Linked DNA regions of Mus musculus: region 2 is linked to region 1. Evidence: chromatin contacts called from ENCODE Hi-C data. All regions are on one chromosome and are shown on one strand. Each heading gives the region's core, a stretch centred on a gene start or an enhancer-like site at or near the end of the contact. The rest is flanking DNA. Distances are from core to core; before and after follow the strand shown.

Region 1 (5,212 bases), core at 1,186-3,685:
CAATGAACCCACTCTCCTGTCTTGCATGCTTCCTTCTAATTTTTCTTCTGGCCGAGTTACCGTAAACATATCCTGGTCAACAGTGCTGTGACTAGATGCCTCAATAACGCTGCCCAGTAACTCAAAGGCTAGTTCACTTTCGCTGATGGCACCAGGAGGTCAGAAGAGTTTAACACTTTTCCCTCCACATGGCACACAAGAAAAGCCCCATCTACCCCCAGACTGTTATCGAATTCTGTATTTCAGGAAAACATGAGAAGTAAACAGGCCCATTATCTGTCAAGGGACACGCTGAGCAGCAAGGCAGTACATGGGTAGGTATATGCACACACACATACACACACACACACACACACACACACACACAAGTAACATGAGCAAAGGGGTTTTACAGGGTCAAGGTGAGGCAGAAACAAAGATAAAAGAGGCCCGTGGCTCTCTAGAGTTCAAGGCCAGCCTGGTCTACAAAGAGCCCTGTTCTGTCCCAATAAACAAACACACTTTAAAACAATGAAAGAACCGAGGAGCAACAGGAGCTATCCTAGTGAAGATGGGCTGCAGTGCAATGAGGCTGTGAGGTTTTTTTTAAACCTAATTCAAATGTATAATTCTGTGTTTAGACTCAGCTAGTTGGCAGGAGGATCCAAAGTTCATTTCTCCAAAGCTACAATGTGAGTTCAAGGCTAGCTTGGGCAAACCCCCTGCAACAAAAAATGGGTATACTGCCTCATTCCACAACAAAGTACAGGAAAATGCACAGGAATAGCTGCTCTTACCTTTTCTGACTCACTGATACAGTGAAGATCTGCGGAAAACCCGTGTGACACAGCCTGCTCACTTATTTCTTCTGCTATGGCCTTTGCCTGTCCTCGCTGTGTAGCATAAAGTAACAAAAACCTTCTCATCACCTCAGGTCATCAGCTGCAACTCTAACAGTGAGACTAAAAACCACAAAAGGAAGAAAGGGGTACACTGTTTAATGAAGCAGGTAGCCCGCAGGACACCCAAACATAATTTCAAACAGCCTTCTCTAAACTTGTTCCTTAGCACTGATTTTAAACGAATCGCAGTATGAGAGAATTAAGACAGGAGGTATACAAAAGTGACGTTTTTGAATTGTCCCTGATGGCGTGAAACCCACTCTTGATTTCTAGCTACTGTTGGGTCTTGCAAGTGTCTGTCATTCATTAGTGCCTAACTATAGGAGTGATCTGCCTTTCTGCCCATTTGTACTCTGAATTAGGATCATAAGCCTGAATGGTGAAGGGGCTAAGCCATGCTCAAACACAGTGTCGCTTACAAAGGCTATTGTTTCTGCCGTTTAAAAACAAAGCAAAAAAAAAACAAAAAACAAAAACAAAAAACAAAAACAAACTGTAACTCAGCAGTTAAGAGACCACTGACTGCTCTTCCCAAGGTTCTGAGTTCAAATCCCAGCAATCACATGGTAGCTCACAACCATCCCTAATGAGATCTGACGCCCTCTTCTGGTGCCTCTGAAGACAGCTACAGTGTACTTACATATAATAATAAATAAACCTTTAGGCTGGAGCGAGCAGGATCCTCCGGAGCAAGTAAAGGTTCTGAATTCAAAGTCCCAGAAACGACATGATGGTTCACAACCATCAGTACAGCCACAGTATACTCATATATATAAAATAAATAAGTAATCTTTAAAAAACCAAAACTGTAACTGTACAATGTTCACGTGAAACTGGGGAGTTCGTGTTTCCTGCTAGATCCTAATCAAAGCACTGGTCGTCATCAAAGATGGCATCATTGCATCTATCAGTAGTCAGCGTACATGGACTTTACACAGAGACGGTATTTCTAATTCATGCCTTACCCCGGAGATAACCAAGAGAAAAAGAAGATAAAGGGCTCTGGGATTCCACACTCCGCCATTCTATCCAGTGGCTAACGCTGAGTGGTAGCCGGCCTATATAAAATTATCTTTTCCTGAGTGAATCAACTCTAGTTAGTTTCTAAGCACTTGTGGCTTATCCGCTGGGGAGCTAGGACACAAACCCTTCAAAGGTTCATCGGGAAGCACTGCCACAGACTCGACAGGACCAATGGGTGACACGTGCGAGCTCACGAGGTTTTGGGAAAGGTGGCGGAGCCGACTCCTCCCAAGTGCTCCCCGTGAACCCCACCGCGGTCCGCCTCCCAAGTGCTCCCCGTGAACCCCACCGCGGTCCGGAAAACTCAGCGGCTCATCCCCACTGCGCAGGCGCGAGTCCCGGCTCCCCCACCGCTTCCGTCGCTCCCGCCGTCCCCCGCCGAATACCTCCAGGCGCGAATTCCCGCGCGGAACCCCGTTCTCCTCCGACAGGCACAGTCCGGGAGCACTGCGCACGCGCGCGGCACAGCACGCATGCTCCGCACGACCGCCAACAGACATGCGGGCGGACCTGGGCCAATCGCTGATCGCCGGATGTGGGTGGGTGGGTGGCCTTAGTGCCGCGCACGCGCCGGAATGTTCTCCAGGTAAGGGGCAGCGTCCGTGTACGGACGCTCCCAGGGCTCGGAAGCTCCGTGTCTGTCCTGTCCCGGGTGCGGCTTGGAGCCGCTCGGTAAGTGTCTCGGGATTAGGACCCCCGGGCTTCCCCACTCGTGCTCCGTGGGCTCCGGTCCGGTCGCGCGGCGCCTGCCTCCGCCGTTGCCCTGCTCCGCTTGCTTTTCTGTGATTGTGCGTGAGCCCCAGCCCAGCTTCTCAGCGCGAATTACCATGCTTTGCCCGGCTCATACCCGGAGTTTGAATCTTGTCGGCTGCTCCTCCTCTCTCGCAATTATCAACATTGACGTTCCCTTTCCCCATCACGTGAGTGTCGAGATTTGGAGGTAGAATCTGAATTCCAGCTCTTCCTCTTCGCGCCCAGCTTCACTGTACACAGAGGTGGTTTCCTTGGGCTGCAGGGTCCTTAGCGGGAAAAGCGTCAACCAGACGAACTGAATTACAGTAACCTAGCCCATAGGCAGGACTTAAAGTAAGGGCTGGGCAGCGATCGCAGTTAGGGTTAGGAGCCAGCATCTCGCCCAGACACAGTGAAGCCACAGGAAGTCAGCCCTATGATGCTTCAGTCTACCCGACAACACTAAGGTGTTCAAGGGCCACTGAAAAGAAATTTCAGAATGAGCCAGAGCGCAGCAAGGTCAATGAGTTCTGATTACTCAAAAAATAGCCTTTTTTGAAAACTGAAGAGACGCGTAAGCCTGAAAGCCTGAGTAGTAACTTATGTATAGGATTATGGGGTTTGGGGGGCTATTTAATCAGCAGCCAACTTTAAACATATTAAAGGAGACATGCCTTGGTGCACACCCTTCACTTTGTCCATAGAACATGGCCTTTGAAGAGGAATTACGTTGTGGTAAAACATTAATCTGAGATCCTTACATACACATAGGACTCAAGGAGTTTAGATATAAGGCATAGTTCATTTAAAAAAAAAAACCTAGTGACACTGCCTAGAAAGGGGTGTGCATGTCTTCTACCGGTGCCTTGTCTAGTTATGGTGCAACTGTTGGGTGTCAGCCAATTGGGTGTGGCAATCAGGACCAGGAGAGTGGGGACCCCCTTCCCAGGCTTTCTCTTGTTTCCTGGCTCGGTGGGAAAAGTAAACCTTGGTTTTTAAAATATTTTTGCAAGGTTCTTTTTTTTTTTTAATCTTTGTCATGGGATACTCATTCTTAGTTTCGTAGCGTTGGTGTTGTCTTTCTCAGCATTTGACCATGGTTTTTGTTTTTGTTTTTCTTATGCTAAGTCACATGTTGTGAATTCTATGGCATGGCGTTCATCACCCTGCGGAGGGCCTTTTGTCATAAGTCCATTCTTTGGATACCTGGAGCTGTGGTTGCTCTGAAAATTCACCCTGCCAGTCATGCCCCAAAGGCAGTCACAGATCGCCTGAGTGTGTGCTTCTGCTCCCTACAACCTGAGCTGTTCAGGGTCAGATTCCATCACGCATACTGTAAAAACTTCCACTCAGAAAAGGGAAATGACTTTCATCCCGTGGGCGAGCCATGGTCCTCCCAGGCGCAGGAATGGAACCAGCCAGGACAGAGTCTTCAAAACGAGGATGAAGAGATGCTTTTCAGGAGACTAAGCTACTTCACTTCCTTTGAGGAAGTGCTGAGTTTCATAAGTGCCCTGGACACCCTGCCTGTCCCTCTGGCAATGGCAGCTCTACTCAGGATCTGTGAGATAGGGAGGAGGGATGGTGAGCAAAGGCTGCCAGAAGGAGTGCTGGAGAACCGTGCCTTCCAGGCTCTTTGCCTCCGGTGTGAGCGAGACCCCTCACACCTGACCAATGCTGGTTTGGTGACAGCTTTGCAATCTCTGCTTACGTTGTTGCCTGCAGATCCTCAAAGTAGCCTGATGCTGAGCCTGGTGGCAGAATGCCAACGTCGTCTCCAAAGAGGCAACCTCGAAGTCCACCATCTTTGTGTCCTTGGGGAAAGTCTGGCCATGCTTCAAGGTGCGAGTTGTGAGACCCTGAAGCTGGTTGTCCGTCAACTTCAAAGTAAAAGTGTGGAAACATTTGCTCCAGAGGAGATCACGTCCGTTTATAGGATTCTGCAGGTGTGTCCTGAAGAAGTAGACAAACACCAGATGTTCTTAAACACATTAAACAACTTCTCCATTTCAGTAGTTCCCTACCTGAGCCCTAAATCCATTAGCCATGTCCTCACCGCCTTAGTGGCCCTGGACCAGACTCACGCACTCCCACTGCTTATAAAGCTGGGCAAGTACGTTGTGAGATACATCCCCCGTTTTACCAACGAAGAGCTCAGGAAGGTCTTGGAGGCGTTTGTCTATTTCGGACACAGTGACAGGTTCTTCACAGAGGCCTTAGAGCAACATGTGTCCGCCCTGTGCTTCTCCCTGGACCCCGCTGTGGCCAGCTCCGTGATGGGGTACTGCAGCAGGAAACGGATTCTCTCCAAGCCCATCTTCGACGTAGTCTCAGAGATCGTTGTTTGCCAGTGGGACAGACTTTCACCTAGTCAGATTGCCGAGCTAATTGAGCCATTTGGAAAGCTCAATTACGTGCCACCAAACGCCCCTGCCCTGTTTAGGAAGGTAGAAAATGTGCTCTGTGCCCGTTTACATCACTTCCCACCAAAGATGCTACTGAGGCTCCTTCATTCATGTGCGCTGATTGAGCGACATCCCGTCAACTTCATGTCAAAACTATTCAGCCCCTTTTTC
Region 2 (5,081 bases), core at 1,945-4,444, 4.7 Mb after region 1:
GACCTCCCCATCTCCAGGAGCACACTGCAAAATAAAAGCCATGGAGCCTGCCCGTCCTCTCAATATGCATTAGTGTCCAACTTCCAATGTCACAGTTGCAGTTAGCTGTAGAAAATAACTGTCATGCTAGTATACTCAATTATCCTGTTCTCAACACCACTCTGGAGGACTGGAGACAGGAGGTGTGCACAGCAGGGGGTTGCACGCAGCAGGTGTCTGACACCACACTAAAGGACACTAGGCAGGAGCGCAAGCAAAGGCCACAATGATGAGGAGCACAGCAGCTCCTAAAAGTAAACAGAGATGTCCCTGCCACACTAAGAGCAGAGGTCGCCACTCCCAAGGCAATCCATCTCCTGGACACCTCCAGTGACAACGTCTATGAAAAACACTCCAAGTTACAAATGAGAAAACTGAACTTGAGAAGTAGCAGCCTATGCCACTCACCCCAAAACTGTGGTAGCATAAAGTTCACTGCCTTCCACCCACTTAATGCAGACACAGCACACATGCACACACTCATGCACAGACACATGCATATCCCCCCTCCCTCTCTCTCCTGGCAGACATTGGAACCAATCCCAGCACTCTTTCACTGAACCTGGAGTGGACTTCGGGACCCTTCTTGCAGTATAAGCAAGGAAAGAATACAATTATCTGTGCCTCTTATTCACTAGGCGCATGAGGATTCTGGCTGAAACTTGGAAATATGACCTTACAGATAACTAATGCGTAGCAAGTGAGTCTGCTACACAGAACTCGGAAACTAGACACTGGGACAACAATGTAGCCAAGATCAGAGAGGGCAGGGGAACAACGCTGAGCTAGGATACGGTAGAACAACAAAAAAAAAAAAAACCAACAACAACAACAAAAAAAAAACACCAAGCTGACTGTAAAGGTCAAGAGCGTGACTGAAGGCAGACACGGAAGGTGAACAATTTTGGAAACACAGAAGCCAGACCGTGAACTACCATATTACAAGGAAGAAACCAGGAGCTATAGATGCAAATATCACAGAGAAACTTGGGCTACATAGGCAGAGGAGACCACAGCCTTCTATTCTTTCCCTAGCAGGATAGTTACATGTGTCTGAACTAAATGACCTTTCTCTGTGTAGGAGACTCAATCTACTGGTTACCCCTGGGATCACATGGCACAACTAATTTGATGAAAACTACAAAAATCTTACCTCAAAAAAGTTATCAGAAGAGTACATTTTAATAGTATGTCTTCCTTTAATCTAAGAGATAGTGTGCTGGCTAGTTTCCACTTGACATATTCCAGGGTCTTGCCTCCACATGATTAGCCTGAGGCAAATCTGTGGCATTTTCTTGGCTAATTGATGTGGGAGGGCCTAGCTCACTGTGGGCAATGCCACCCCTGGACTGGATGGTGGTCCTAGGTGCCATAAGAGTAAGAGCCATAACATGGAGAGTAAGCCAGTAAGCAGCACTCCTCCATGGTCTCTGCATCAGTCCCTGCCTCAAGTTCCTGCCCTGACTTCCCTCAGGAATACGACCTGAGAGTTATAAAATGAAACCCTTTTGTCCCCAACCGCTTTGGGTCATGGTGTTTTATCTCAGCAATAAAAAAAAAAAAAAAAAAAAAAAAATGCTACGGCAAGTACCAGACTGAAAACAAGATCATGCTTATGAAAATCTCAACTACTGTTCCAAGATGCTCTGCAGTCTGAGAGGAAGAGAAAAAAAGTTAACACAATTTGTACTTAGGACTCTGCGTTTTCTAGGGTGGTTGTGATATGTGAGGATTTCTTTAGCTTCTTCCATGTTAAGCTGGCACACACTAAGTACCACTTCCAGGAGGAGCCTAGGACCAACAATGAGGATACAAAAGAGCTACCTCAAAGCTCAAATACCTTTAAGGAACACGAGCTACCTCAAAGATGGGCCCAAGTACAAACATGAAATCCACTTGTCTCTTTACACCTCATACAGAGCTTGAAGGTATTTTTATGCAATACCTCAGTTGTGCCTGTCTTTTCATTACAATCTACCACCCAAGTCAGGCGCAGGATTCACTGTGGTACATTAGTGCTCAATACACTTCCGGCATTTGAGTTGCTCAACCTGCTTAAGTTTTACGAATTCCTCTATCTTTCACTTACCTCTTTCTGACGATCTACAAAACGAACCCTCCTGTAGTCTTTTTCATCATACACCTGGAAAAAAAAGGCCATCTATTATTCTAAATAAAGTCACATAATATTGATTGAAAATACTATAGAACGATGTTCCCCTTGGCCTATACCCATTGATGAGGAGACAGACCCACTAAGAGGCAAAATGAACTTGTACTGAACGGTCTCAGGGGATGACAGGCTGGAGTGCAGACTGGAGACAAAGTTCCTGCCCTCACAAGTAGCCAACTCCAACAGGCGCGATTTCATTTCAGCAGACATAGTTTCTCATTTTTTGGTTCACTATTATATTGAACGAACGCTAGGGTTGCTTTATACACTATTGATAGGCTATTTCTCCACTGGTGAAATGAACCAATTCAAGCCAGATTAAATTATATTAAAGGTAGGTTTATTGGGAAGCCGCTCTCAGGTGAGTTCACTGGCCCCAAGGATTGAGGCCAGAGAAGTCACCATTGGGACAGGAGGAGGGGTCGGGGGAGAGAAAGGGAGTGTGTTCAAGGAGAGGAGAAAGAGACAGGGTGGGAGAAACCAAAATGCCTGGATTATATAGGGAGGATCCTGGGCTGCAACGCCAGGTAGGGACTGAGGAATGCTGGGAGAACCTGCATGCCGGGTCTCCTTTGATATGTAAAATATGCACCTCAGTCCTCTGTCCCGGGTCCAAAACACAACAATCATTTGTTAAAACATTGAACTTAATATAAAGATATGGCCTAAAGAATGAGGAGATCCAAGTCCCAACCGAAAGCCACCAGCTAGAAACCGGAGCAGCGGGTTGCACAAGGTGAGCCCAGTAGTGCCGCGCGCTAGCCTGGCAGAAGCACACCTTGCTGCGCTCCCTGCTACCGTCAGTCTTGGGTTCCAGGCATGGCGGGCGCGGCCGTTACCTGGCCGGTATGCGTGATCTTTTCCCCGCTCGGCGACACTTGAACCCCGAAACCCCGTGCAGCCCTGGGGAGAGTCAACAGCCGGCGGAAGGTCAGCACCGCCGCCATCTTGCCGGTGACCCTTGACCCCACGCGTCGTACCAAGTGCCGGCGCAGGCGCACAGCAGTCGGCGGGGAGTACTTGTGGAACTTTTTTCGTCCTATGCCTGAGCGGCTGGCGGGGCTGGTGGTGGAACTGGATAGGATGCGGAGCTGCGGCTTAACTGTGCGCAGTGTTCAAAGGTTACTAGTGTGACAAAGGCAGGGGGTGGGGGGACGGAAACTGAAGATGCGCTGTGTGTGCTTTTATGCCAATGGAGAAAATGCAGATTTTCCGTGGGTTGGTTTGTTTTTTGTTTTCTGTTTTGTTTTGAGTAAAGAAGTAAGTTGTTCAGCAGAAGAAACAGTTTGTGCAGTCAACTCTCCTGGTCCTGTATGTTGGTGTAGGAAAGTTAGATTTCTGAGCATTTTTGCAACGCTGCAGTAGTTCAGTTTCCAGTTAGACTGCAAGGAAGTTTACCCAGCATTGGAAAGCTGTCCGGAAAAGCTCTGCTATGTAGAAAAAAACCTGATGCAAATCGTAGTCTGTAACTCTGAAGGCTGTTTTGGCCTCTCCTGCCTCATTTGAATCTGAGTCCGAACCTCCCTTGGAACGACATATACTGTCAAACCCCAAAGTAGCCTGAACAACTTTGCTCAGAGGTAGACAGGTGGGACCCCAGACTCAGAGCAGGGCCGGGTCACTAATTCCGAGAAAGTGCCAGAAGCTAGCATGTGTTGTTTGGGATCTCTTGGCCAGGATTGGAGGTTAATGACCTGGTATCTACCTTTCTGTGCTCTGCTATAGCATAAGGACTAGGTGAGTCTGAAGACGAAAGGGGTAACCAGAGAGGGCCCTAAGACACAAGGACAAAGACCTCGCCAAGTTGAAAAATGCCCCAATAAATGTGGGCCTAAGATGCCCTGGCTAGCCTTAAGCTCTGTAAGCCAGGCTAACCTAGCACTCACTGTCTTCCTGCCTCAGCCTTTGGAGTGCTGGGATTTCAGGCTTATGTCTCCACACCCTGTCCTGCAGATTTGTCTCATTCTCCCTCTTTTTAAAGGATTTATTTTATATGTATGAGTGTATACATTTATATATGGCCATGTGTGTGGTTACCTGGTACCAAGAGAAGGGCACAGGATCTCCAGACAGGTCAAGTTACAGTCCATTTGAGTAGTTGTGTGGGTGCTGGGAACAGAATGATGGTCTTCTGCAAGAGTAGCAGGTGCTCTTAGCCATCAAGCTATCTCTCCAGCCCTAAGTCTCTATTTAAACCCTAACACCCCCTGTCTGTGTATGAGTTCACACACATGTGAGTTCATACACAGGTGCCACAGAGCACATGTGGAAGTTGGAGGAAGCCAGTCTCTTTTTCCATGTGAGTTCTGGGGACTGAACTGAGGTCTACAGACTTGCATGGAAAGCACTTGTGACTCCCAGGCCATCTCTCTGACCCACATTATTTTTTTTAATTGCTAGAACTCTGGAGTCCTTTTTTCCTTTTCTTTCTTTCTTTCTTTTTTTTTTTTTTTTTTAGGCATTTTTATTAGATATTTTCTTCATTTACATTTCAAATGCTATCCCCCAAAGTCCCCTATACCCTCCTCCCTCCCCCCTCCCCAACCCACCCACTCCCACTTCCTGGCCCTGGCATTGCCCTGAACTAGGGCATATAATCCCCAAAGAAAGACCAAGGGCCTCTCCTCCCATTGATGGCCGACTAGGTCATCCTCTGCTACATATGCAACCAGAGACACAGCTGGGGGGGGGGGGCGGTGTTTACTGGTTAGTTCATATTGTTGTTCCTCCTATAGGGTTGTCAACCCCTTTAGCTCCTTGGGTACTTTCTCTAGCTCCTTCATTAGGGGCCCTGTGTTCTGGCAAATACAGAAGTGAATGCTCACAGTCATCTATTGGCTGGAACTCAAGGTATTCCTATGGGTGCTTA

What was found. A loop is a pair of places that touch in the nucleus more often than their neighbours do.
Region 2: a loop to region 1 is called in a map of T-helper 2 cell, with 7 times the contacts of the local background. The contact joins the promoter of Ndufs6 here to the promoter of Fastkd3 in region 1. A Hi-C loop is called at or near these places in 3 of 37 maps with a recorded cell type or tissue (T-helper 17 cell, T-helper 2 cell and regulatory T cell).

What each region holds. Positions count from the first base shown.
Region 1 is chr13:68,579,775-68,584,986 of GRCm38, forward strand. Fastkd3 (FAST kinase domains 3) reads left to right here and starts at 2,436. Exons shown (of 7, transcript NM_027123.5): 1 at 2,436-2,576; 2 at 3,765-5,212. The coding sequence starts at 3,788. It overlaps Mtrr (5-methyltetrahydrofolate-homocysteine methyltransferase reductase), which reads right to left and starts at 2,395. Exons shown (of 15, transcript NM_172480.3): 1 at 2,291-2,395; 2 at 777-941. The coding sequence starts at 905.
Region 2 is chr13:73,325,288-73,330,368 of GRCm38, forward strand. Ndufs6 (NADH:ubiquinone oxidoreductase core subunit S6) reads right to left here and starts at 3,195. Exons shown (of 4, transcript NM_010888.2): 1 at 3,052-3,195; 2 at 2,129-2,182. The coding sequence starts at 3,159. It also overlaps a transcript of Mrpl36 not described here.